2 separate regions of the Mus musculus genome follow, and region 2 is linked to region 1. A link is a loop called in an ENCODE intact Hi-C map of the cell type or tissue named here. Cell type or tissue: left cerebral cortex. All regions are shown on one strand. Links, peaks and the distances in the headings refer to the core of each region. The heading gives the core; the rest is flanking DNA. Region 1 has its middle 73 kb from the start of Tex29. Region 2 holds the start of Tex29 (testis expressed 29).

Region 1 (15,884 bases), core at 4,552-12,551:
CTCCCTTCTGCAGTCCTGCTACTGACCATGGAGTACAACACCACGAGCTAGGTGGGGCTGAGCCACCTGGGCCCAGGTTTTAGCTGAGTCCCAGTCTCCTCCAGAAGCAGCCGACTGTCTTCTGGCCCCTGATTGCGAGGCAGTTGAAGCCTGGCTGAGCAAATTGGGCCAGACAGGATCACAGTTAGATCTGAGCTTATACTTGGAATGGTCATGGGGGAGGAGCGGGTGGATTGCCTGGTTTCCTGACTCATCCCTGTGTGGCTGTCACTGAGGGCAGCGGTGCCAGGTGTTAGAATATCTGAAGATTCCCACCTGGCATGATCATAGCCAACGTCACAGTCCTCTGCTGCCACAAACCCAGGACCATAGTGTTAGCTGCTACAGGGAGACAGCTAGAATACCAGGATTCTCAGGGACCCTGCTTAACTCCGATGTCTTGACTCTGGTTAAACAGTGCCCACGTTAAGTGGCTGTTAATACTTCTCCTGTTACAGCTGCCTGGTTGCCTCCACTGTAGTGAAGGCAGGGCGGCCAGGATGTCATGTTGGGATTCTTGGGGACAACTGCTGTGCTGCTTCTCCCCCCACCCCACTGCATATTGTCCCTCTGCAGATGACGAGCTCCAGCTGCAGGTAGGGTTCCTATCCCCCCCCCCCTCCCCATGTGCCCAGTCATTTGGACATGCTGCTGCCATGTTCATTTTCAGGACTCTGCTATGTCCCAGCACGGAGGTGGGAGGAATGGCCACCATAGCCGCTGTGCCCCTCAGTCAGAGAGTGGCATGCTCTGTTGGGGGGCCTCTGCCTGGGACTTAGAGTTGTGATTGTGCAGTTGAGCTTCAGGAAGAGCCTGGGAAGGAGAGACACAGGATCATGGATGGGATGTGGTCCCAGGCAGAGATATGTGCTTCCTATCATCTGAGCTCACACAGAGAGCTGAGAGGAAGGTCAGGCCTTAATGACTCAGTGATAGACAAAAGTCCAGGGGGATAGGGACTTAGCTGAGGTCCTTCTTTGGGTTGGACCTAGCCTGCAATGACAATAGCTTTCTGATAATCTCTGAGCCCTGTAACAGGAGGACTCTGTGGCCTTCTCCTACCCTCTTATGTAGGAGGCCTCCTCTCAGTCTGTCATCTTTAAATGCTTCTATCTTAGTCACTACTCTATTGTGAGGAGACACCATGATCAAGGCGACTTATAATAGGAAGCATTGAATTGGGGCCTGGCTTACAGTTTCAGAGGGTTAGTCCCTTATCATCGTGGTGTGGGGTGTGGCAGCAGACAGGCAGGCAGGCAGGTACTGCAACAGTAGCTGAGAGCTCACATCTGATCTGCAAGTTGCAGGCAGAGAGAGAGAGAGAGAGAGAGAGAGAGAGAGAGAGAGAGGGAGAGAGAGAGAGGCTTGCTGTGAGCTTTTGAAACCTCAAAACCCGTACCAAGTGTCACACCTCCTAATCTTTCCATTAGTTGGGGACCAACTATTTAAACATTTGAGCATATGGAGGACAGCCTCATTCAAACCAGCACACCTCCCAGGGTGCTCCTCCTGCTGGGGACGCTCACTATGGTCTGGGTAGGGTTCTGAGCTCCCCCTCTCATCCCTCTTTAGAATTCTTTGACCCATGATGGTCACTCTGTTTCTGCATTGTGAAGGGACTTTGTCTTTGACATGTGATACCCCTCAAAAGCCAAACCTTCATGTTAAAATACCTTCTGTAATATTATTTATCTCCTTGCTTTTGCCTTGTATAGGGTACTTCTGCTGCTTTCTAAGCACTGTGTGCTGTGTGTGTGTGTGTGTGGTACCTATAGGTTTGTAATCAAAATGAACACCATTACAGAGTTGCAGGCATTTCCACACTGGCTAACATGGTGTGATTTTTCTTGAGTCCAGGGTGATCTTGGCTTTTTACTTTCTGGAAGGGAAATCAGGTCACTGGGGATATGGGCTCACCTGTCTCTGGTGTCAGGAAAAACCCTACTCCCACTGGAAGAGCATTTTGGAGTGGTGAGATTGTTCAGTGGATAAATATGTCCACCATTCAAGCCTGATGACCTGCGTTCCATTCTTGGAAAACATTAAAAAGTCAGGTGTGTTGGAAGGCATCTTTAACCCCAGCATTCCCGTGTGAGAGGAGAGGTAGAAACAGGAGAACTCTCTGGAGGTTTGTGGGCCAGCTAACCTGGAATATATGGAAACAAAAAAGAACCTGTCTCAACAAGGTGGAAGGAGAGAACAGATGTCCTTGAATTGTCCTCTGATCTCCACATATGTGCATGCACATGCGCGCGCGCGTGCGCGCGCGCACGCGCACACACACACACACACACACACACACACACATTTAGATGTGCATTGAATGTGTTTGTGCTCTGTCTCGCTTACACTGTGTGCATTCCTTTCTCGAACACCTCAAAGTTTACTTTCATTTGGCCTTTAATTTCTTTGGCTTTGTGTTTCCAAATCTTTACCTCTTTGATATGCTCACACCTTTCTCCTTTCCTTTCCTTTCCTTTCCTTTCCTTTCCTTTCCCTTTCCCTTTCCCTTTCCCTTTCCCTTTCCCTTTCCCTTTCCCTTTCCCTTTTTCCTTTTTCCTTTCCTTTTCCTTTTCTTTCCTTTCCTTCCCTTTCCCCTTCTTTCTTTCTTTCTTTCTTTCTTTCTTTCTTTCTTTCTTTCTTTCTTTCTTTCTTTCTTTCTCTTCTACCTCCCTCCCTCCCTCCTGTCTGCCTGCCTTCCTTCCTTCCTTCCTTCCTTCCTTCCTTCCTCCCTCCCTCCCTCCCTCCCTCTCTCTCCTCTCTCCCTCCCTCCCCTGTCTGTCTTTCTTCCTTTCCTTTCCTTTCCTTTCCTTTCCTTTCCTTTCCTTTCCTTTCCTTTCCTTTCCTTTCCCTTTCCCGTTTCTTTCCTTTCCTTCCCTTTCCCCTTCTTTCTTTCTTTCTTTCTTTCTTTCTTTCTTTCTTTCTTTCTCTTCTACCTCCCTCCCTCCCTCCTGTCTGCCTGCCTGCCTTCCTTCCTTCCTTCCTTCCTTCCTTCCTTCCTTCCTCCCTCCTTCCCTCCCTCTCTCTCCTCTCTCCCTCCCTCCCCTGTCTGCCTTTCTTCCTTTCCTTTCCTTTCCTTTCCTTTCCTTTCCTTTCCTTTCCTTTCCTTTCCTTTCCTTTCCTTTCCTTTCCCTTTCCCGTTTCTTTCCTTTCCTTCCCTTTCCCCTTCTTTCTTTCTTTCTTTCTTTCTTTCTTTCTTTCTTTCTTTCTTTCTTTCTTTCTCTTCCTTCTCCCTCCCTCCTGTCTGCCTGCCTTCCTTCCTTCCTTCCTCCCTCCCTCCCTCCCTCCCTCCCTCCCTCCCTCCCTCCCTCTCTCTCCTCTCTCCCTCCCTCCCCCGTCTGTCTTTCTTCCTTTCCTTTCCTTTCCTTTCCTTTCCTTTCCTTTCCTTTCCTTTCCTTTCCTTTCCTTTCCTTTCCTTTCCCTTTGTTTTTTTCTGCATGGCCTGGGCCAACACCTGCAGGACTCTCAGAATCATGGCCCATCTCAGACAGCTGCGCTCACTTCTGGTGGTAGCTGGGCCTGCGCTCCAACAGCTTGGCCACTCCAACCACAGGGCCTGAGGGACTCTGGGTAGCCTTTCCAAGTCTGGAAGAGGCTGGTGACTAGAGATCTCAAGGGCATGCCGTGCTGATGGACCATGGAAAGGGGATAGACAGTGTCTGAGCAATCACTTGTGTTCAGATACGGTGTTTGTGTGCAAGCAGAGTGGTGATCATGTTGAACCAGAGTCTGAACTCAAGGGGCTGTGGGGCAGCTAGCCCTGTGAATCTTCTCTGCAGTATCCACTGTGGAATGTCATGTAGCTGTCCTGTGCCCTGTATCTCTCATGAGCCAAGACAGTGATGGTGACATAGCCCAGGGCCGTAGGTCTAATGACCTGAGGTCTGTAGGGTTCTCAGGACAGCATAACAGACAAAATGAACTGAAAGAACATGGTGAGAAGACACAGTCGAGTTGTGCTTGCTCCTAAGCCCAGACAGTACCACCCCCTGCTGACCCACACCAAGGCTGCCTAGGAGACAAGCAAGCTTTGGCCAGTTTCCATATTTGGTATTTGGGGGAGGGGCAGTGTGGACTCATCTCCTTTTACTGGTCCTGTCCATCTTCTGTGGTGCCTGGAAGCCAACTCTGCCACCTGCTACAAGGCGGAGCTCCTTCTGTCACTGTTGAGGAAATGAGGGTCATGGGCATCTGGGAAAGCTAGACTTGCTGCCATGTTGGATGTAGCATTGTAAAGTTTTGCTGCTTGCCCACTGGGTGCTGTGTCCCCTCAGCATGGGTTGTGGAAAGTCTGGTGCTCGCCACACTAGGACTCTTGTGTCTTCTCAGTCTCTGAGAATCTGCACAAAGCTTTGCTCTAGGGAAGCTGCTTTTCCCAGTTTGTGGAGCACAGGGGCGGGGTTATGATTGTGAAGTCCTGGGAGGTCACATTGGCTTTCTGGAACCCAGGTTCTTTAATCACTAGTTCAACATGAAAATGGTTCCCCTTACAGGATCCGTTCTTTTCTTGCCCGGCAATGCTTTTGTGTCTTTGCTTCCAAATCCAGGAAGTCTGGGCAGAAGCCACCACAGGCCGGAGCATCCTATATGTGGATGAGAAGCAGGAAGAGAGCAGCAAGGCTCTGTGAGCTGACTTTAAGATGCTAGAAAACGGAAGTGAGGTCTGGCACTAATATCTTACTAGCATCTTATCTTTTTAACATTAATATCTTTTAAAAGATAAACCTAGTTTTGAATTCATGGGCTCCTGGCTGGGTCAACATCTGCAATCTGCTTCAACACACCGGATTTCTCCTGTCTTAGAGCGCTGGCTGGCCCATGAATTGCTCAGCCAGATTTCATGCTCATATCTCAAAGTCTGCAGTGCTGCATGCTCTGGCCAGCTCTGACCTGCTCTGGCTGGCTCTGGCCAGCTCTGTGCTGCTCTTGGTGATGCCCTGACAGGTGTCAGGGGTTTGGTGGTCATTGGTGAGGGGCATGGACCTCTATTCTCCCCTCTCCCCTCCCTCTACCTCCAAGTCTCCCAGGCAGAGCACCACACTCTTGTGCTTAAACAGCCGCAGCGATTTCCAAACACTCTGGGAGTGAGCTCATCTAGTCTGTGATGGCCACCTTTTTACTGTGTCGTTAATGGGTGAACTTTCTCTTCCTCTCCTCAAGACCACAATCCTAAGGAATGAGAACCTACTGTTACGACCTCATCTAACCCCAGTGACTCCCAAAGGCCCTGTCTCCAAAGATATCTCATTGGGCTCTGGGTTCTGACATGTGAACTTGGGCCATTGTTCACCCTAGAGCACCACTCTAGATGCAACAACAGACAGCTGCAAGCAGAAAACAGGCTGCCACTAGAACTCATGGGTTATGTACTTGTGAACTCACTAGCTTGCCAAAATTAATCTCTAGCCCCTAAATTAATATCATGCCTCTGTGGCTTCTTGCAGGTCTGCTTGGAGTGGCGAAGAATCTGAGCAGTGTCCAGGGAGCTATTCTAGCCGAGCAGGAAGAGGTCTCTGCTCCCTGCAGCTTGCTCTGTGACCATGCAGCCTGGTGTCCCACACGCAGGAAGGCCACGATATGCCTGGTGGAGAACACACGTGTGAGGTGAACTTTGTTCAGTGTGGTTTCTGGAGATGCAGCTGTGGTTCTGTGTGGAGAAACCCACACCACCTAAAAGAAACAAGCCAAGGTCTTGGATTTAGTCAGTTGTCAAAAACATGACCAGATAATTTTCTCCTGGGATCAATGCCTGGGCTTCGCTGGATGAGTGATGATGGTCCGTGATGGTTTCACTGCAGACTCCACCTTTTCCAACATGGAATAGGCTGCGAGTACAGAGCCGACAGCCCAAGCCAAGTCAGTTTGACTTTAGCCATGTGGCCTGTACCATCACACCAGCGATGAACGCCCCATGCTGGAAGTGTGTGGAGCATCCACGCAGGCTAGTGTCTAAACAACATTATTCTTGACGCTGCCGAGGTCAGGTTGGTGGCCATGACCAGTGGCCATCGCAGAGCTGGGAAGGGAAGTCACTGATAGTGGCTTCAGGGATGTGAAGTCATTCAGTGTAGATCAAGGAGCACATACAATGTTGGTCAAGAAACACACACAATGTAGGTCAAGGAACACACAGAGCGTGGATCAAGGAACACACTGTCTTCCACACCACATGAGCTACTCTGGTAACTGATCTCCCAAAGGAAGCCCCAGAGTGTATAGGACACTCACTGGGGCAGGTGATGTGGGTTGAGTTCAAAGCCATCTGGGCCAAGTTGAGGCAACTTACCCTACCTGCTTGGGCTCTGGGAAAGGGCTGACTCACCTGTCTCTGGTTAGGTTTGTTTGAAGACAGCAGAGGACAGCCTCCTATCAGAGAACTGGTCCAGCTTCTTTGCTCTGATGAGTTTTATTTCTTTTAAAAGCACATAAACATTACCAGGAAACTGTGACGATCACACTTGACTGATGGGTGGAGGCCTTGACAGCCCTCGCCGGCCCAACAGTCTGATCTTGCCTGACACCACTGGAACGGGCTGGCTGTCGGCCCGAGCATCAAGTTATTTTACCATAGGCTCTATTTGCATAATATCAAGTGCAGGTTTCTTTGGCAACCCCATGAGCTTAGCCATTATTGCTCCCGTTTTAATGAAAGGAAAAGTATGCGCATGGGGCGCGAGCCATTTTAACAATAACTATCCATATCATTTAAACATTTGCCCCTATACTGTTCCAGGGAGCACTTGAGTTCCCACAAACTTCCTTCTCCCTTGCGCAAGGAAAACAAACAAGCCAAGAGCTTTTCCGCACCCAGTCTTGCAGCCCAGGTGGACTGCTATTTGCTGTTCACAGCTATAGCTTCTTTTACTTTAAGCTTCGGTAAATGGAAACACTTGATGTGGCAGGAGTGTTCTCTCCAGTGCCCTGGGTGAGCCTGGCTGAGGGAAGCCAGATAACTGCCACTCAACCTCCCGACACACCCTGCACCCTGACCCTGGCAGCCTGCGAGTGTGGCTGTAATTCCCGCATGAACTTTGTCCCCGGGTGTCTGTTTTTGGAGCATGCTGGGGTGACATTCAGCCTCCACATTCATTTTTATGATAATTCCGGAGCAAATTGTGGTGCAATAAACTCTTCAAGCCTGTCTTTCTGGTGAAAGCCGTGAATCAGTCAGCCTGGGCGTTTTGGGGGCTTTTCAATGTATGGTGATCATTTAGATTTGACGCGCATTGTGAGACCTTAGCGTGCCTCCTCTCCCTTCCCTGTCATTAATTCCAGCCCGCACCATTCTGAAGTACCGTGAAGGATGGCTGAGAAATCACTGCCCTCCTCAGCTCTGCTGTTGCACAAAATAGCAGCGCAATAATTTTTTGTCAATGTTTTACTCTAAAAGCTTTCTACGTCAGTTTTGAAAAGGAAGCAATAAAGCCCATTCAATGGTATGAATAAAAACCCTTTGAGGGTTGGGAGCAGAGCTTCCTTTCTTCAGCTGGTAATCAAATTGGAGCTAAAATGAAATTGAGTTTTCTTATGAAAATAGGCTTTGTTGCTGGGAAGGCTGGTAATTCATAAACAATAACCTGCTCTTTTGTGTGGATAATAATATATTCATGTTCTTTCAATAGGGTAAAAGCCAGACCTAGTGCATTATGGTACAGTAAAAATAGCAGAAGGGGCTGGCTGGAACGATCTTGAAGAAGAAATGTAGCATTCAGGGACGGCACCTCTGAGTCCCTCTGAAAGCCTCCTTTGCTCTCTATCCGTGTGCCGGTTCCCGTGGCTGATTCGCTGCGACCACACGGTATTTGGTTAATTGTGGACGGTCCCAAGCTGTGCTCATCACTGCGAAGGCTGCCGACGAGGAGGCTGTAGTTGGCAACCTGCTTTCTGAAGGAGCAGCCCTGCCTTGACAGGGATGGAGGAGTCCACAGGCAGGCACAGGCCGGCACCTGGACAGGGTACCAGGTAAGGTGGCTGGTTCCTCTGGAGTCTTGAGAAGACGTTCTGGTGCTCAGCCATGATGTGGGTGTGTGATGTACTGAGGGTGGGGTCAGACACTGGTCACCGAAGGGGAACATACCTAGCTGTGAACCCAGATCAGAGGTGGGTCAAGGCTGTTGTGTAATTGAGTTGCTCTGGGTGAGACCTCTTGAGGGGACTCCAGGGTTGTGCCTGCTGTCCCCTGGAAGTGTTTGCTCTTACAGCCTAGATCTGGTCCTTAGAGACCCAGTGATGTTGGGAGCAGATTTCCTTATGAGACCTGTGTTTGCTGGACTAGACTTGGAAGTTTGGGGAGCGGGGGAGGGAAGGAGCTTTTACTGTCCTGGAGATGTCTTTCTGGATGCAGGATGTGGGCGGTCCAGACTTGGATACTCAAGTTGGCAGAAAGTTGTGTTTTGGTGATTGTAAGACTGTGTGACACACTCGTCTGTACCTTGGGTTGTGGAAACAGACACAGTGTTCTTGGACCCAGCAGCAGGTCCAGGGCAGCCAGATAAAGGGGAGCTTTCTTTTGAGGTCATTTTCTCTCTGTTACTGGGACCGTGGCATTCAGAGCATAATTGCATGCAGCCGTCTTGTGAGGCTGTGAGCCTCAGGAAGAGCAGTCGTTCCACAGAGACCTCTGCCACTTGGAAACTACTTTTTGGTTGCTGTTTTAATTTTTGGCTTTGAGTTAGGCTCAGTGGACAAACAAGAAAGAGTAAAAGAACTCAGCTTGAGGTGGGACGGGAGGGTGGCAGTGGGACCAGACAGAGTGTCCCCAGCCGCAGAGGGAACACAGGTTGGCGATTTCATAGCTACTGTTTCGGGTGTTACCCTGCGTCACCTTTTTCTGAGCCTCCCTAGGAACCAGGAATGATATATATATATATATATATTTTCTTTCTGGTTCAGCCTAAGGTCTCTTAACTCCATTCTTGAATTATAAATTGGAGACATTGACTTGAGAGCCATGCTGTGGCTGTGCAGTTTTAAGACAAGAAACTTTGACAGTTTCCACAGGAGCTGGATCAGCCAGGGGTGAGCCTGCCTCCACCCCATGCCGGGACAGAGAGCAGGAGGGCTTTGCTTGTTCGCAGATACATAAGGGATGTGCGCTGGGTTCACCCTGGCTATCGGGCACCTCTGTGCGGTTTGGGTGTTTTAACAATGAAATTACATGCTTGATAAACGGAACTTTTAAAGGCGCAGTGGAAGCTGACAGTTGTGGTAACATGTGTCATTATCCAATTAGTTAACACAAGGTTGTTTTTATGCCGTACTTAACACACCTCTGTGTTTTCAAATCTTAACCAATATTACTTTCATCAAAGTCTTTCAGCAATAAAGGTTCTAATTGTTTGCATCTTATCCTGCTGCTCTCGTGATTCTGGGCTTTTCAGCGCCACAATCCCCTTCATACGGTCTGATTTTGAATTTATCTCAAGTTCATTTTGGGGGAGAAAACCCAGAATTCTTTTGGCTTTCATTCTGCACTTTGTCAACGCCCCCTCCCCCTCCCAGTTCCCGCTGGCAAAGCCGCAGGCTCGGAGCTTTATTCTTGTGCTGTGAAAGGCAGGATTGCTAACTGTCAGAATTACCTTTCAGGGTGGTGTAATGGAAACTATAAAGGAAAGTTCACTGTGCTGTTTCCCAGAGGAACAACAGAAAACTGGTTTTAGTCAGAGAAAACCGTTACTTAGTCTCTACATGGAAATTGTGATTTCTTCATCTTGTACTCGGGTGGTCTTTCATCTGATGTCCGCCTGTCTTGACGCAGAGGGGGTTCAGGGCAATTTCTGTCTGGTAGGGACAGCTGAGTGCCGTGGCAGAGGCCAGGTGGGCAGCCCTGGAGCCTCAGTGGCAGTGTCTGGGAAAGATCACGTGACTTGGAGGGCCCTGGCCGGAAGCCCAAGCTTTTCTCTAGTTCCTAAGCAGAGAAAAACAGCTGTGCTCACTCTTCTGTCTTGAAGACTTGGCGATTTCTTTTCTTCCCTCTTCTGGACCCCCCAGTGCTAAGATGGAAGCCAGGGCTTTGCTCATGTCAGGCAGCCTCCATCATAGAGCCACACCCCCAGTCTCCTGTCCACTTCTGGATGTCCAAGTGTCCCTTGATACATTCCTCAGAGGCAGTCCATCCTTCAGTGGTAGGGTCCCGCAGCATGCGCTGGTGCGGATCTTCACATACCGACACCGCCTCCCGCCCCCCAGCTCTGCCGCGCCCCGCCCCCAGGAATCCTTAGGAGAGAGGACATCTCAATTCTATGGTCCTTCAGATGAGGTGTTGAAGATGGCTTCCCAGTGGGAAGTGAGTCTTCCAGGAAGATGGGTATGGTATTGTTGCTACTAAAATTTCTGCTACCATCTCTGGTGCTGGGATGGAATGAGACCAGGGCTTCACACATTCTAAGCAAGTGGGTTATCTCTGAGCTTCCGCTCCAGTCAAATGCAGGTCCACTCCTGCTGAGTCAGTCCTTCAGTCCAGAGTGGTGTCCTTGCCCCAGTCTGCCCCTCGGGTGTGCTGTGGGAAGCCCCTCCAATGCGGCCCGCAGAAGGTGCTGCTGGCTGGGCTGTTCCACGGGAAGGGCTCCTTGCAGACAGGGAGGACTTGAGAGTGTACTAGAATGGCTTGAGAACATGGAAGTCGGGGTGCCCGCTGACAGGCAGGGCGCTAGGTGTTCACATCTTTTAGAACTTGAGAGGTTCCAGGCTCTGTACCCACCATGATCCTGCGTGAATACGTTGCACTTGTCCCTGGCTAGAGCTTCACTTTCCCCGACACCCAGTGACTGCAGCCAATCAGGGTACAATCTACCTCATGCTCTGGGGACCAGTAGTCCGCAGTGGTGGCACTGTCCATGTGGGGTCCTGTCCTGTGATCTTTGGCCACATAGTAGGTCTACTACTAACACTCTTAAAGGGGACATAGACTTGCCTAGATCACTTGGCTATTTCTGACAGGTAAGGGTCCACTGGTTTAGTTTCCTGTAGTGACTTGGCGGGGGGGGAGTGGCTAGAGAATTGAGGAGGTAGTGGGCAGAAAAATCCATAGAGAGAAGTGTGTGTGTGTGCTTTATGACAGTCTCATCCAGCTAACTGATGTTGCCTCAGTCCTGTAGGCTGACCTTTTGTTAGGAGTTAAGTGTAAAGTTAAGACTTTACACTAAGGTCAGTATGGACATAGTGGCATCGGCCCTCCCATCCTTCCTTCTTTCCCTCCCCTCCTGACCCCGCCCTTGCTCCTCCTCTTGTCTACAGATCTGTGCTTACCTTGTTAGGACAAGGATGCTGCAAGGCTGTAGGTGGCTTCGACGCTGATGTAGAAGCTGATTTCTTTCACTTTAGCATTGACTGTGATGCTGGTGGGTGCAAAGGCCTTTCACACTCACCTTGCTCCATGGCTGGCTGGAGCTTTCTGCAGCCTTCCTGAGGGGCAGAGCTTTCCTGGAGGCTAGGCACAGACAGGAATGCTTTATCTCAACAGTTTGTGAGAGTGCTCTACATCAGGACTTATCTAGAAAGCACGAGAAAGCGACTCCTGTATCTATGGGAGGTATCGGACCAATGCTTAACATAGCACTTCTTTTTGAAAGTTAAAAGTGGTATTTTTGGAATACAACCGTTCCATCAAAAATCTTGGCCCCTGGGAGAAAGTATTTAGTCCAAAGGGTGTTTTTAATCGTTTTAGAGACAACTGATGTGTATCTGCATGTGCATCTGTGCATGAGCATGTGTGTGCAGTGTGTGCATGTATGTGCAAGTGTGTGCCCGTGCACCTGTGCATGTGTGTGCTCATGTGTTTGTGCATGTGTGTGCATTCGTGCATGTGTGCGTATGCGTACAATGTGTGCATATGTGTGCAATGTGTGTGTATGTGTGCTCATGTTTGTGTGCATGTGCATGAGCTTGCTTGCTTGCTTGGCTGGCTTGAGACTCGCTGTGTAGACCAGTTTGGCCTTGAGCTCACTGAGGTCCTCTCCCACCCACGTGCTACCATTATAGGTGTGTGTCCACACGTGTGGCTCTGCCCTGCATTTCAATGTGGAGACTAATTATCAAGTATCATCTTTGAGGTTTCCTGTGATGGTTGTTGGATGCCTCATGACCGTACTCATTTCTAGGGGCAATAGTTGGGATTAGTAATTATCGTTTCCCCTCAGTGTTGCTGTACACTGAAGACATCTTTAAAGATAGTACAAGTCATTGTATTACCCAGTCTGTTGGCCTGGAAAATGCTGGACCCTGGCTCCAATGGGGACCGGCACTTATGGAATGGGTTCCAGGTCCCCTGAAGATGTCAAAATCTGTGGATGCTGAGTCCCTGCTACTGACTGGTGTGTTGTTTGCATGTGACCTCCACATGAATTCTGCATGCTTTTGGTCTTCTCTAGTGACTTACGACACCTGAGACAAGGTAAATTCTGGGATGTACTCATTGTTCTGTGCTGTTTAGTCACTGAAAGCAAAAACATCAGGACTGATGAAATTATGTTTTGGGTAATTTTGACATCTAACCTAATGTAAATGAATGCATTAATGCACTTAGAATATATACCACCTTTCCTGTTATTTTGCTTAAAAACAACTGAAGTTGGGCTCTGTTATAAGTATCTTTGTTGTCATTCTTGGTTTATAGCAAAGAGTTGGACATCTATGTTTATGGGGGAAAAGACTTAACTAGAGAAGACCTCACAGCACCCACAGCAGGCAACACTTAGCACTGTTGTTATTAGATGTGATTTCCTCCTTGGGTCTGTGTCTGCAGTGTGGTTACCTCTTCACCCTGGGTCATTTTCTCTCAAAGCAGTCATTGCCTTTGCGTGACAGCGTGGCCTTCTTCCTTCTTTTGAGTTTTGTTGATGGCTCTTTCAGGAGTCACCTCGTTCCCCATTCCCCATACTAGGTGCTTCCTGGGCCCTCATGTTAAGAACAAGTTATTTTCTCTGAGTCCCAGACTTATTTAACCCCTCACATGCATGTTTTCATGGCAGTGCCTTGGCCTGCAGCACCATGAAGCACCTGGCAGTTATCAACACATGCACAGCTAGCATGGGGCTGGTGAGTGAGCAGCGGTGTCCCCCACCGCTGAAACAAGCAGGCAGTGAAGACTTTGTCTCTTGTCTTAGCCTGGTCTTGCCTTTCAGAACCTCCACGTAGGACTTTGACCCTGAAGCCAGCTGGCCTGGACCTACATTGTCCCCCATTTTTGCCATGTGAATCTTAGTCTTGTCTTCATCGTAAGCAGCTGAAATAAATCCAGGAGATACCCAGGACAGCTCCAGAAAGGGGTCCTTATCTGTGTGGAGAATCCTAGGTCCTGGGTGCTGTAATGTGCTACAAGGTCTCCATCTTAGAACACGGAGCCTGGGTCATCACCCACTGGGGCGGGTGTGTGTGTGTGTGTGTGTGTGTGTGTGTGTGTGTACCAGAGCAGTAGGTTATGAATGTGGGGGTCATAGCAGCGACCAGTTCTCAGATCCAAGGACAAATAACCTGTGATTCCTGGACTGTATCTCCACCCCACGTTCTTCCTGGCTTAAATTCATCTGAGTCACAGCTTCTCCATTCTCACTAAGGCTTGGTCCTCAGATGGCATTTGCTGAACTTCACAAATGGACAGACATTGTTGCTCAGTAAGGAGATGCAGAAGTGAGACATAGCATGATCCTTGAGTGGCCATCCCTTCATGGATGTGGAGACACATGATAGGGTCATTAAGTCCCTGGACATACCCCTGCCTTACTATCAGCCTATGTCCTAGCAATCAACTGAGCCCTTGGTTGACACTGGGGATAAAGTGACATGGAACCCTGGTTGAGATGAGGTGTAAATGTGCCAGGCTGTTTCATCAGAACCACAGACAGCACTCGGTACTCAAGTGGTGGCTTTTGGGAGTGCGGGGCACCATGCGTCCTAATACGAACTTCACCGCTTGTGTTGACATCTTTGAAATCAGGAGTCTCTTTCTTATCAAACAGCTTGGATTCAATGTATTAATCTAGCTTACTCGCCAGCACTGAAACCATTTGAGGAGGGAAGGGGTAGCTGATTCTTGCTGAAAACTTGCCAGCCAGAATCCATTTTCCTGGGACTTCATGGGGGAGGGAACCAGAGGAAAGTTTGGATCTGTGCGGCTCTGATCTGATGGCCGAGTTGGCAGCAAGCAGAGCCTTCAAGAGATGCTGTAGCCTCAGACCGTCACCAGAGCCCTTGGTGGTCACAAGGACTCAGCTGGACCCACCCAGGGAGGGAGACTGGCTGTACTTGGTGGCCAAGGGTCTTGTCCGTACCTGGAGAGACAAATCATCTAGAACAGACTACAGATCCACCCCCATGGGATCAAGGCAGTAAGCCTTGGGCTCCCTTCTGTTAGCTGTGGCCAGGCGCAGCCTATCCACAGCCTAGAGCTGATCGAGGGCCATAAAGAGTTCTTATCCTCACTGTCTGGCCCCTGAAAAAGGCCAGAAGCTCCACTCCAAGGAGCCAGCTCTAGGAGGTCCACACTCACGGCCTCTGAAGAAGTGACAGATGGGTGCTTGGTGACTTTATTTGGGACAAGACTCTGTGACCTCTATCTGAAATTTTACTCTTCACTACATAGGGTACTTGGCTCATGACAGTTCCACATGTGAACTGCCTTCCATGTATGTTGTGGTACTCAGCTCATGACAGTTCCATGTGTGAATAGCCTTCCATGTGTGTTCTGCCTTCACAGTGATTGTATCCACACATTCTCCCTGGCTCTGCTCAGTGTAGTGTTCTTCACACTGCACACAACACTCAGTGCCCCACTGTAATGCACACTCTGTGCTTGGCTCAACCCCAGGCTAGATAAAAGCTCCTTCAGTTGTAGGTCACGACTCTCATATAGTAACTGAATGAGGCGTCACTAAACATTTGCCAACAGTAAAGGTTTTTAAATGAGAAAGTACCAAAAATTATTTCTCAGACCAAATGTGAAAATGGATCCAAGGTATTCCTGGTAGCACACACCTGTGTTGCTCACCTGTGTTGGTCACCTGTGTTGCACACCTGTGTTGGTCACCTGTGTTGGTCACCTGTGTTGCACACCTGTGTTGCACACCTGTGTTGCTCACCTGTGTTGGTCACCTGTGTTGCACACCTGTGTTGCATCCTGGGACCTCACTGCAGCCTGGGTTCTGAATACACAACACATACACACACACATACACACACACACACACACACACACACACACACACACACACACACACACTTGTTCTGCCATGACATCACCCTGACATCCATGCTGCCTGCAGCAGCTCAGGTCACGTTCATGACGACCGTATGCTGTGAGTATTGCTGCATGTTTGCGCTCTTCTGCTTCTGTATAAACATATGTTTAATTATGGGAAATAAAGGCAGCGATTTTCTAGTGATGTTCCTCAACCTGCGATTCTCATCAAGTCAGTTTATCCTTGGGCTGGATTGTGTTGGGCAAACAGAAAGACATTAATCTATCAGTATGCAAATTTGCTTTCATCTTCAATAAATGGCTAAATTACATGTATACCAAGGAACTGTCCTAATTGAGGTTTCTTACGGCATACTTTCAGGGACTGTTTGACTTGTGTGCCTCTTTTATACACCTGCATATCTGGGGTTGCACAGAAGTTTCTTGGGTGAAAAGGCACCGTGTGAACAGTGAAAGGCAAAGTGTGAACAGCCCTGGTTAGATCAAAGGCTCTGAGCATGTCAAGGCCGTGCATTTGTCTTTCTGTGTGTGCGTGTTGTGCATGTGTGTATGCACACTCATGCACATGTGCAAGTGCACATTACTAGGTAGCAGTCTCCTTGTCACATTGGGAAGAAAGGCATGTGGGTGCAGGTGATGAATCAGGCTGTGA
Region 2 (12,656 bases), core at 3,996-11,995, 71 kb before region 1:
AAAGACCATGTTCGCCAGTGTCCTTGCCACCGCCGAGGTTGCCGTCCGTGCCCCAGGACAATTCCTTTCAGACCTGCCTTAATGATTCGCTTGGAGTGTTCCATGAGTATTCATGTTCCCAGCATCCCTACCCTGGACAGGGTGGTTAGGCTGTCAGCACGCCGCCTTGTCTCTCTGAGGATCCAGTGTCTTCCAGGCTCTCCAGGGAGCGAGAATCTGCACCCAAGAGCAGTTCTTTTTAAAACCGGCCCTGGTGTACACACCCACTTCTCTCTCCTGCGTGTCTGCGCGGGGAGCTTTGATACCAACAGCACAGGGCGCCTCTCACCAACTCCTAAGTCCTCTGTGTTCTGTAAGGGATGCGGGGGAATCAAGCCATTTCCTGTCGTGTAGATGTGAAGCACTTTCCGTTCTGAACCATGCTGCGGTGTAGCAGCGTCCGAAACTCCACTGTTCTCCTCCAGCTGCTGCCCATGCGCCCTGTGCACTTCATGCCAACCCCCACTTTCCTGGGACACGACAGGAGACCGCACCGGGGTCGACTGCTCAGTGTGTGTGTGCTACACCCTTGCAATTATTAAACTCCTTATTTTTCTTATCTCACAAAACGTGTTGCTTCATCTTCCTTGAGACGGTCTCCATGTGCATGTCTTGGCTTATCAGGTTTGAAATCCTGATGTGTTCAATGCAGGGAAATACTGTTGAAATCTGGGAGCATTTAAGGATGGTAAGAGTGGGAAACAGAAGTTCTAGGAGTAGTTTCTCTCCCGAATTTCACCCTCCTCCCACTCCCATTAAATTGGAATAACAACTGCTGGTAAGATGTGGGCCATTTTCTGGATTAAAACAAAAGGCAGTGCTCTGAAGGAATCTGGGATCTCTACAAAAGAAAATTACTGCTGCTGTTCAATCAGCTCTGCCTGGTCAGGAGCTGGTCCCGAGTCCCGTTAGGAAGTTCGTACCAGATTTCAGAGACACGGCAGTAGCAGGCCTTCCTAGGTTTGAGACAGACAGACAGACAGACACACACACACACACACACACACACACACACACACACCTTTGTGCCTCAATGCTTTATGGACTGCAGCATCTTCTACCAGATTGCTCTTTGGTCATCCAGAGCTCCTGCAAGCAGTGGATACAGATGTAGGCCAAACACCCACCCCACGCGCGGGGGTTGAGGTGGACCTCAGCCCAAGCCCAGTGAGTCAGGAGCGTGAGCTGGCTTTGGGGCACGCAGCTCTTGCAGTGAGAGTGCCCTGTCTGGAAGGGCTCTAAGGCAGTGCAGGACTCGGCTCTGGCGGACGGTGCTGTCGGTTGCCAGGGCAGCCATGTGAAAGGGTACCTGGGCTGCCATGCTGTGGGCTACACAGGCACTGTGATTTGTCCCTATCTGGCTCCCGTCCGTACCTGGGCAGTTCTCACAGATTGGTCACCAAGTGCAGCACTCATCCCTCTAAGGGAAAAGGCAGCTGTGGGTCTGCAGTCAGTCCTTGCACGGCCTCTCAAGCCTCAGGCCTCAAAAGCACACGGGCGTTTCTTAGGGTTGGCATAGACAGGCTGTTCTCTCCAGCCCCCAGGGCCAGATTCTAACGTGGTTTGGGGAATCTCAGTAGCAAAGTTGGGGGCTCCAGAAGAGCATACACCAAGTAAATGGGCTGGAAGCTTAGTGGAAATCATTAATGTAGTGTTCCCATGGCCTGCAGGTTTCTCAGAGCCATAGACCCTGCTCTGTACCTAGTCTTCCCTGTCAGGTCATGGAGGGTAAGTGGCTTACAAGACAGAGCTGCTGCTCAGCACAACCACAGTGTCTGGAAGCTTGTGAGTCTGGTGATGCGGAATGGCAGGCAGGACATGAGGCTTCTCGGACCCTCAGTCCCACTCAACTTCAGTGTGTGCTGTGAAGGAGCTGCTACCTTCACAGCCAGGGCCTGCTGCTTTCCCACCCACCCCTCCTATCCCCCATTCCTGTCCCCTCCTGTCCTACCTGCCCCATCCCTGACTGCCCCACGGGCTTCCTGCTGCTCGCTGTCCGCTCCTGATGGCAGCCAGCTGGTGAGCTGATAAGAAGCAGGACAGCCACTCAGACCATTGCTCTCCAGGCAGGGTGGCTCGGACTGTCCCTGGAGGACAGGAGCTTGGGTTGCAGTGTAGACCTGTCTAAGGGTCACTGTGTGTGTCCCAGCCCAGGTCCAGGGGTGTTGAAAGCCATGGCCAGCACTCCTATCCTGGTCCCCAAGTGCGGGGAGCCTTTGGCTTCCTGTGTGGATGTGCCCTTTTGTTTTTATTAGTGTTTTATGAGACCATGGCTCTCACACTGGTATTTTCGTTGTGTCTTCACCCTCTTCCTCCAACTGCCAGTCTTCTCCCCAAATCATCTCTCCTCTGACTTTTGTTTTTCTTCTTAGATTTATTTATTTATTATATGTAAGTACACTGTAGCTGTTTTCAGACACCCCAGAAGAGGGCATCAGATCTCATTATAGATGGTTGTGAGCCAACATGGGGTTGCTGGGATTTGAACTCAGGACCTCCAGAAGAGCAGTCGGTGCTGAGCCATCTCTCCAGCCCCTCTCCTGTGTCTTGATATAACTAATGTGTGTACACACAGGTAACCTTGGTTGCACATGTGAGAGGAAAAAACAGCCTGTTTGTCTCTTGGGGTCCTGTCCACTAACATGCTAGTCTCCAGCGTCTTCCTGCCAGTGACATAGCTGCTCCTTTATGGCTGTGCAGACATGGCATGTTGTCTTCCTTCCTTCCTCTGCTAAGGACACCTAGATTGGTTCCTTCACTTTGTTACTGTGGATCATACAGCAGGGAACACAGATGAGCAACTTACACTCCAGTTATGTCTTACCTGCTCAGAGAACTCAAAATGGATCAAACACTTTTAACATCTTATATTCTGAGATGCAGGTGGAGTGCCATCCTTTCTGGACAGGACTCAGACAGCTCTGGACGCCAGTATCCATAGCGTGCGACAGAGACGCTTCTGCACAGCAGCCCCCGATTGTTACATACTCTGAATCTGCCTGAATTCCCCACTTCCTTGCCCCCAACCTGGCTTTTCTCATTTCTCAGTGTGTCCGTCCATCCGTCTGTCTGCATTTCCTATTCTGGCTGGTTCCCAGCACCTGACCCTGAAGCAACACTGGGAACCTCTGTTCCCGAGAATCCCTGGTCTCAACTCTGCCCCAGCCCATCCTCATGTCCTTTCGTCCCTTCCCCCTGCCCTTGCCACTCCCCACCTCTGTCATCGACAGTAGCGGTCGATTGCTTTGTGGAAATTCCCAATAATATAGTTGGGGCCTGCTGTTGCTACCTCCCAGAAGGGACCTGTGGGTGAGGGGCAGGCTAGCTGGTGCATCATTCTCTTCTAAAAGCATTTCCTTTTTAGCTTTTCTTTCAGGGTGCTGTTGGGGAAGGTTTGCACTGGCCTGTGTTGTGGCCAGTCACAGGCCAGGCCTCAAGGTACCTTTAACAGAATTCACCCCCTTAGGCACTCCTTAAATGGGGACAGTTCTCTGCTCTAAGTTACTTTCTGCTGTTTTGGAAATCCTGAGGGCAGGTGTGTAGAAGGGAGGCCCTGTAATGGCTAGGTAAGCATCAAGCAGGTGCACTGCTTAACATAGCTGTGGTCTGGACACTCCCTCATCTTCTGGGAACTGTTGGGGTCACAGGAGACATAAGTATCAGCTCCCATCACACGAAACAAATCGGAGTGACCAGGAACAGTTGCACGGACACCCACAGTCACAAATCAAATGACATTCACACTTTAATACCTTTAGTGATACCCTGGTGGGGGCATGCACGGAGCAACAGGGGAGTTTCATAGTAGGTTTCAGATGCTATGAAATTACATCCTTAGCTCTTGGCTGTGTGGATGCTAATGGTATATTGATACATTTTAACAGGCTTCACCTGTTAAGGTAAATGTTAGGTCTAACCCAGAAGTAGGGTGATGAATGGCTGTTGCAGGGCTAAGGCCAACTCTGGATTGTTTGGATGTAGAGCTGTATCATTCCAGCTCTTCACTGCTCTAACCAGGCCCTCGGCTTTGCAGATTGTGTAACGGATATGTGGTTGGTTGTCTTCTGGGGCTTAGGGCTTACTGTCAACAGGTAGCACACTAGTGACCACGGAAAGGCGAGCTTCTCTGACTAGAAGAGGGGTCTCATTCACCACTGACCCAGTGTCCGCCTGGGAAGTGAAGGCAGAAAGAGGGTGCACAGGTCACAGAAACCCCACTGGAACACTCACCGCTGCCAACGATAGTGTTTGTGTAAAAAATATAAACGTGTGTTCGAAACCATGGTGCAAGATAGAATATTTGTCTAGAGATCAGTTTTCAATAGGCCAGGAGCAAGATAGTCGATTTTTATTAATAACGAAAAGTATTAAATAGAAATAAAGTGAAAGATGAAGACCTTTAGATCGGAGGGTGTTGAAGCCATGGCGGTTGAAACAGATGACAGTGGGAATGGTTGAGGTCCCAGAGTACGAGGGTGCTGACTTCTCACCTGTCTCCTGCCATGCTTAGGAAGCCCTGGACTTGTTTGTTTCTGTTCTACATCTCAAAGAAGTTCTGCAGATTGTGAGGGGGTGGAAATTAGCAAGACTGTGTAAGAACCTTGTGAAGATGTTAATACTGGTCAATACTGGCATCAAGGGGTCTCCATCAAAGGGCAGACACGGGAGACGACCCAGACCTGGTCTGAGTAATGACTCAAAGGTGCTCTGTGGGCCCAGTTTCTTGGTTCTGGCCGTGGCACTGTGGGCTGGGAGCATGCACACACCTTCCCTCGGAACTCACTGGGGACCTGAGCCCTGGGCTGTTTGGGACCTGGGTCCCTGCCTCTGCCGAGCCCAGGTGTTCCTGCAGCTCAGTTCTGCCCTGTGGCAGGGTTCTGCTCTTGGCGGATTGGAAAAACTGAGAGCAAGGGAGCCTTGCTAGGCAGTCCCTGGTTTCCCCACCCTCCACATGCAAGACAGCGGCCAGTTCCTCCACACCTGGCTGTGCTTGCTGCCTCAGTGATGGCTGATAAACAGCTTCACCCCAGGGAGCAGTAGCTCCCAGGATAATTAATTTCCTTCATATTATGCAGCCACCAGCTTTTATTTCTGTAAAAGTTGCCATGTTTGCAAGAGCTGCTTCTTATACACATCCTCTTGGTTATTAAATGCCAACCACATTTGTTTACAAATAAAACCAAGTTAATGAAATACTGCATCTACATTAGCAAGAGCTGAGAGCACTGCGGCCTCCGCAGGCTCCAGAGCCTTGTGCTGGCCTTCAGTGGTGTACCTCAGGGAGGGTCCCCACAGAGCATTGCAGTTAGAAAGGGGACCATCTCCAGCAGCTCACTTCCCAGCCCTGACCTACTTGGGATTCTTGCAACACCTGGAAAATACTGAAACATATGGCAGTTTCCAGCAAGGAGCAAAAGGAAGGTTGTCACTGTCACAGCCCCCTTCCAAGGGCATGCTTGCACTGTGATAAGCAGAAGGGGCCCACTCTGAGGATGGAGGCATAGGACTCACAGGGCCTTGTTCCTTCTCCTGTGGATAGAGGGGACCTTGTTTTGTTCATGGTTGCACCCTAGTAGTGTTTGCGAAAACACTCCCAGAAAACAAAAGTCACATGGCGAAATTTAAATATATGATCCTGCTCCCAAGCTCACCACGCTTTCAGGAAGGAGCAACTTGGATTCTAACTTGAGGCTTCAGAACAGTACCTTACACAGGGGAGATTTCCCCAGCCCATTAGTGTGCTTGGCCCCCTCTCTCCATACCCAGTCCATAGAATGAGGTGCTGTGTAACCCTTTTATGACCTTGAGCTTCAAAATGATGTCACAATAAGCAGGGACTGGTTTCCTTCTGTCCACCCTGACCTCCAGCTACTTGTGAGCCGTAGACAAGAAGCTGAGGTAGCCAGTTCGTGGCTTAACCAAAACATTGTTCCTTCTTAGAGGCTACCAGAGAGGCAGTGCACAGACCTCAGTTCTGGAACTGATGGACAGGTTGGTGACTACCCCTCCACCCTGAGGCCAGGAGAAGCCCTCAAAGTTTGGCCTGTTAATTCTCTAGTACCCGTACAAAACGCCCCAAAGATGGCCACACTGCCACCCTGTGCTGAGGTGTCCTGACTGACCTGTCTTCAGGTGTGAATACTCGGAGGTCCCTGTGTGCTGAGGTGGCCTAAGCTATCTTTTAAGTGTACAACTCCTGTACTCCCTGTGCTGAGGTTTCCTGTCTTCCAGGCATATTTGATCCCTGTATCCCCCGCCAGCTGCTACCATGAAAGACACCAAAGAAATCAAGAGGTCCCCACCACATCTCCTGAAGAAGTTTGCAGGTAACATGGAAGAGACTCTTGGGGCTGTTTGCATGGAGAGTTTGGCTGTCGTGCCGTCTGGCTTATCTGATCAAGGAAAGCAGGGACGTGTGTTTCCAGGTTACCCCATGGAGCCACCTTGAGATCTCTGAGTCTTGAGCCATTACAGAGCAGCCCCTTGGGATTTCTCACACTAGCTCAAGAAACAACAGGGAGTCCCAGGGCTTTTGGTTGGTTATACTCTTCAGTCACTTTAAAGCTCTCATCTCTCGGAAGTGGCTTTTATAGAATACGTTCTTTTTTACAACAAGGAGCACGCTTCTCCTCCCCACTAGGTATGTAAGCAGGCATTAGACACTTGACCCTGGGTGTGGAAGTCGTGCAAAAATATGATTTTCTCAAAGGCACGTTGACTGTGCATGGTATAATTGCATTTACTTTAAGTCAGGCAGGAAAACCTTCTAGAATTGCGTGCTTCGCAGGAGGAGCCTCAGACCACTGGGGACTGTCACCTTCCCTCCCAAATCTCACTGTTTGAAACTTCCTTTTTTTTCTCTCCTCAATGGTGCATGTATTTATGCATTGCTATTATGCCATATGACATGGAGAAGCAGAGAAGAAATGTGTTCATCTTTTGTTTGTCTCCCTTGGAAGGCAGGCCAGGCGTGTTTCTATGGGATTCCCTGAAAGAAAGCCAACTTCTCCCTCGAGGCTGGGAGTGGGAGGGGAGGCTCAGCCACGGTGGGGTTGGGGAGGCATTAGGTCATGCTGGGGCCAGACACCTCCACAGGCCAAAGACTCTTAAAAGGACCGATTGCGATATCTGATTCAGAACAAGGAAGCCATGCCGGAGATGTAGGCAGACTGGAGCCACAGAGAGCAGCAGAAACTACTGGGCCAAATCAGAGCGGCTGCTCTGTATGTTTGGCTGGGATCCAGTGGCTCTGTCGTCTCCCACTGGGAGAGCAGTAGCTATAACAAAGGGTGGAAAAACTCTGTCCTTAAGGTCCTTGTGTGCAGCCTCTTGGTCTCCATCTACAGCTAGGAGCCCTGGGGAACTGTCTTCATGGGGTGGGATCAGTACCTACCTACCTCTGCAAGAGGTTCCTGGGAGCTGTTGGACACTGGCCCTGAAAACCTAAGCTTGGAGCTGGGACACCCCACTGCAGGTTTCAGGGGGCAGCTGAGAGGAGACCACAGGATACAGGTAAGCTGTGTCTTGGGGCAGGAGGCTGTTTTAGGGGTGCATAACGTATCTAGGGACTGTTGAGCTGTAGCCCTGGGGCATGAAATGATCCCCGCTTGGTGTCCAGATTTCCTGGTGTTCCCAAGCTGTGGACCTATGCTTTGCCTCCACGGTAAATGACAGGGACCACACTCCTATTGTTCCTTTGAGCCTCAAAGGCTTGTTGGGAAAATGTAGAGAGGTGAAGCTATGTTTTCTTTCTACAGTGTTGGGATTTTTTGGATAACAATGCATTCACATTTCAACAGCTTTGTTGGCAGACTTGGTCTGGCACATTCACTTTCTCAGCCAACTGAGCACAGGTTCTTAAAGTTCAGTTGTAACTATTAATATCAGTCTTCAGATCACACATCACACAGTAAAACACCTCTGTGAATATATTATATGATATGTTAATATTTATTATATATAACATTAATTTTATTAATTATACAATAAATTATATATAAATAATAAATATATTAATATAACATACATTAATATATACTGATTATATATGTGTACATATATGTGTGTAAGATATATATACAAACAGAGGGGGGCAACACAGGGCTACACAGGGCTCAGGAGAGTTCAAGGACTTCCAAAGAGGGACAAGAGCAGAATCTGGGGCTGCTGATAGAGATACAGAGGCTTGGGGTCGGGATAGAGTTGAGCTACAGCAGCAGAGTTGAGCTGCGGGCACAAGGTATGGTGGAGACTGGAACAGCGAAAGGTGACACTGAACGGTGCACTGACAACTGAGATGACATCATCGGTCGGCACCCAACCGAGACAAAGCCCCTGAGACCGCTGGGAGTTCTCTGTTGGTCCAGATGCACACTGGGGTGGCCAGGAAACAGGTCAGTGATTCTGCTGCTACCACAGTGTGAGGTGTCCTTGAATGGTCCAGGTGAGGGAGTTACACCTTCCCTGTGGTGTGTCCAGCAAGCTCTTGGTCTGATCTTAAGAGCATCCATACATCCTGATATCGCTTTTATCCTGATATCTTCCCATAGTCTGTGCATGTAACACCATGGACACATCTCATTTATTTTTGAAAAATGTACAGGACAGTATCCTTTCTACTTTTAGAGTTAAGTCCCACCTGGGTAGCTCCTGTCACCTGGTGCTGCCGTTCACCCAGATTCACAGTCTTCCTTCATCCTCAACGTGAAGTCTCTCGGGGCAGGGCAAAGCCTGAAGAGCTTTGCCACTGCTTTACATAATAGATCAACCCAGAGCAGAACAGAGCCTGCCGTCTACCCACATGGAGGCACAGAGGCTGCTAGGACACCTGGCAGAGAAGAACCCAGCTAGTCCACGTCGGCCCTGTTAAGTGTTCTTCCAGACCCTTGTTCTGCCTGGTCTCCTGCCTGTCTCTCACAAAGCATCTTGGGAGGGACCCATGGATGCCAAGTGTCTCCTAGGCCAAGTAGGCATGGGCTAGCCAGCTCTTAAACCACCCTGTCATGAGAGACCATTGTGAACTTCCCTACCTGAGTGTTGGGGACCTAATTTGAGTCCCTACAAGATATTCACCTTTAGCCTTGGAGCCATCTCTCCAGTGCCAACTTTTGTCTTTTGGATTCAGCTTCTAAATTCAGGAGCAATGCTCAACCCTCGGGGCTAGCTAGAGCTCAGACTGTACCTCAGTGTGCACATTGCACAGAGTGACCTGGCCACCCTGGCACGTCACGTGTTAGCCCTCTTGGATGCCTGGGGGAGCCCGTGCCTGGCTTGTCACTGCCTTATCACCCTGATCCTCAGCCACCCTTGTATTATGCTCGGTAATTAACTTCATATTATTTTGTTCAGAAATTTAATTCTCATCCTCGTTTCAAAGCAGGATTCTCATAATGAATAATGGAATTAACAGACCCGCGGTTCAATCTGGCAGACTCCCAGTGCACCCCACCCCCATGCCCGCCTTGTTTTTTGCCAAGTCAGTGCTGTGTCTGTGCCTTGCAGTGTGTGACATCCCTCTGTATGACATCTGTGACTACAATGTCACCAGGGAGCGCTGCAGGAGTCTCGACTGCTGTTTCTACAGGGGCGTCTGCTACGAGAAAGCTGTTCCCAGTGAGTGATCCAACCCTGGTCCTTGTCCACTGTTTATGTCACCACAACCTCACACAGCACAACCTCACATACCTCTGCTCTGTGCGGAGTGGAAGGGGTTTCTCACCACAGTCCTTCCTGGAAAAGGCTGGGATTATGAACACTGGGTGTGAGAACGTCCCTTCCAAGACAGCTGCTGGACAGGGCGCTGCTGGCTGCAGCCAGCTAGAGTCTGATTGGGCCGGGCTGGTGGTGTCTTAGCCAAGGACCGTGGGGACAGCCGAGGGACACGATATGACTGGGTTTCTCCTGAGGTCATTTTAGCACCACACTAAGATCAGGCCTGGGCTATCCAAGGAGCTGCAGGGCTGGCTGCCTTGCTCCTGATGAGCCATTTCTAGACATCCAGGTATCTGTGAGGAGTGGGAAAGAACAAAAGAAGCAGCTAACCAGGTCGTTGTAGTGAAGGGTTGTGTCCATTCTGCCCATGGACATGTTTTCCCATGTCAGGACTTGGGCCTTCTGAACTTCTAGGGTTTTCTAAAGCACCACCTCCAAACCTTCATTAAATTTCACTTGGAGACTCATTTATGTCCTCACTTTCAGAATGGTAATTATGGAAGCTGTGTGGGATGCATCCACCCTTAATTTCCATCAGAGAACAGGGGTAAACACTCCAAAGCCAGGAAAGACCATACTGGCCACGCTGTAGGTGGGGACCCTTGCTGTGCTGGCCTCCAGCCCCTGTCCCTCTGCACAATGCTAAATGTTCTTGGGCCCCTCCTTTCCTCTTGTTCCTTTTACTAAGTCCCCAGGTAGAGTGAATTCTTCCACACAGTACTCTGTTCCCTTCCCTGGGTATGTATGTGGCTTTGGAAGTCAGGGAATTAGTGATCAATGTGACCTACCTACCGGATATGCCATACCACACCAGGAAGAGCTGGAGACAGACAGACAGGGCCCACACTTTCTTATGTCAGCATCATGGAGACTGGGCATTTAGGCCTCTGATAGTGACCCAAGAGGTCACAATAGACACACCATTAGCACAAGGACGCTCTTTAGGTATTGACTTTAGAAGGCTCAGGGCCCTTCTCACTCTAGGGGAGGAGTGACCCTTGCATACCAGGACCCATTTCTGCCTTCTGGCAGAAACAATCAGAGCTGGTGCCTTTTTAATTTCTATTTAGAAGAAATGGTCATTCTATAAAATTCATTTTTCCCCCCGTGCTGGCTATAGATCCCAGAGCTTATGCTAACATCCACCCCCAAGTGCGCAGTTCTATAGGTCTTAGTGTATTCACAGAGTCAGACAGCTTTTAACACTGTCTGTCCTGAGGATGCCTCTGATCTGGGTGCTGGGAACCACATTTGGGTTTTCTCTTAGAGTAGCATGCACTCATTTTTTAAAACAGTTTTAAATTTTTAAAATATAACTTTCCCCTTCCCTTCCCTCCCTCCAGCCTCTCCCGTGTTGCCCCTTGCTTTTCTTCAAATTCATGACCTCTTTTTCTTTAATTATTATCACACACATAGACATACAGACATACACACACATTCCTAGATATATAACTACAAGTGGTCATTGCCTGTAGAGTCACATACATGGATGTGACTTGAGAGTGACCACTGTGAACTAGAGAGTTCTTTGAGGATTCTCCCCTGGAGAAGATGATTCCTCTCCCCAGTGTTCCCATCCCTCAGCTGCTATGGTTCTCTGTCTAGGGTCAGGTCCCATGAGGTGTTACCCACATTAGCATGTCTGGTGGCAATGCCTCTGTTCAGAGCATGTTTAGGTAGCCACCTTGGTGAGGTTTCATGGGTGTACTGGCTAGTTTTGTGTCAACTTGACACAAGCTGGAGTTATCACAGAGAAAGGAGCTTCAGTTGAGGAAATGCCTCCATGAGATCCAGCTGTGGGCTATTTTCTCAATTAGTGATCAAAGGGGAAAGGCCCCTTGTGGGTGGTACCATCTCTGGGCTGGTAGTCTAGGTTTTATAAGAGAGCAGGCTGAGTAAGACAGGGGAAGCAAGCCAGTTAAGAACATCCCTCCATGGCCTCTGCATCAGCTCTTGCTCCCTGACCTGCTTGAGTTCCAGTCCTGACTTCTTTCAGTGATGAGCAGCAATGTGGAAAGTTAAGCTGAATAAACCCTTTCCTCCCCAACTTGCTTCTTGGCCATGGTGTTTTGTGAAGGAATAGAAACCCTGACTAAGACAATGGGTGTCACTTTGACATGTCTAGGAGAGACAGTCACCATGTTCCTTTGATGCCTCCTTTCCTGCCATGATCTCTAAGCCTTGGGTAGAGGACTTGTGTTGTAGAAGGCATGGTTGGGGCTCAGTGCTGTGTGGTCACTTGCTCTCTGCGTTCTGATTGATTGTGGGTTTCTGTGTTCTACGAACTTGAGCAAAGTTGCATTTAAAAAAAACAAAACAAAACTGATTTGTTTGTCAGAGGAACTTGTGAGCCAAGAGAGCATTGAGCTCAGTACTGACAGAACTAAAGGCTAAAGAGGTCACTCCGGAGGCTCAGGAGACACCTTCGTGGCACTGGGACAGTAGCCAAGGTGTCACGAAGGCCCCACCCATTAGAGGTGCAATGCAGTAAAGATCCAAATTCATTTGAAAGAAGAAAGTCTAAAATAGATTCCCTCAAAGGCAACAGCCCAGGGAAATGTTTTCCTCGGAGTTAGCACGCACAAGCTGATACAGCTATGGTACAAGGGTGTGTGTGTGTGTGTGTGTGTGTGTGTGTGTGGTACAGCTTGAGCTGGCAGAAGAACCTGGCAGCATCAGCCACATGGTGTCGGCTTTGCAGGCAAAGCTTAAGTTACAGTGGACACCCTAGGATAGTGGAGATGCCAGGATTGCGGGGCCAAAGAAAGCTCTAGACATGACGTAGAAGTGACCTAAGAGAGAGGCTATGTATGTTTTGGGGAGCATAACAGGAGGATAAGGCTACCTGAGTCCTCTAGAACCAGCCAGTTACATCATGAGTCTCAGGTGCTGCACATGAAGTTGCA

The links. Hi-C counts contacts between places; a loop is a spot of excess contacts. Peaks named below come from ENCODE experiments on the same cell type or tissue, not always from the same donor. Only the 100,000 strongest peaks of a DNase experiment are listed, where the experiment ranks them.
Region 2: a loop joins it to region 1, with 2.0 times the contacts of the local background. A loop is called at or near these places in 7 of 42 quality-filtered maps.

Annotation. Positions count from the first base shown.
Region 1 is chr8:11,905,254-11,921,137 of GRCm38, forward strand. No RefSeq gene overlaps it. Among named protein-coding and RNA genes, the nearest start is that of Tex29, 73 kb to the left of the region's middle. In left cerebral cortex, for the core only: no CTCF peak of the experiment used is centred there; DNase peaks (open chromatin) are centred at 8,443 and 9,916.
Region 2 is chr8:11,834,612-11,847,267 of GRCm38, forward strand. It overlaps Tex29 (testis expressed 29), which reads left to right and starts at 5,910. Exons shown (of 7, transcript NM_029326.1): 1 at 5,910-6,030; 2 at 6,271-6,365; 3 at 9,541-9,651. The coding sequence starts at 6,308. It overlaps Arhgef7 (Rho guanine nucleotide exchange factor (GEF7)), which reads left to right. Exons shown (of 22, transcript NM_001372321.1): 22 at 1-608. In left cerebral cortex, for the core only: no CTCF peak of the experiment used is centred there; DNase peaks (open chromatin) are centred at 7,097 and 9,498.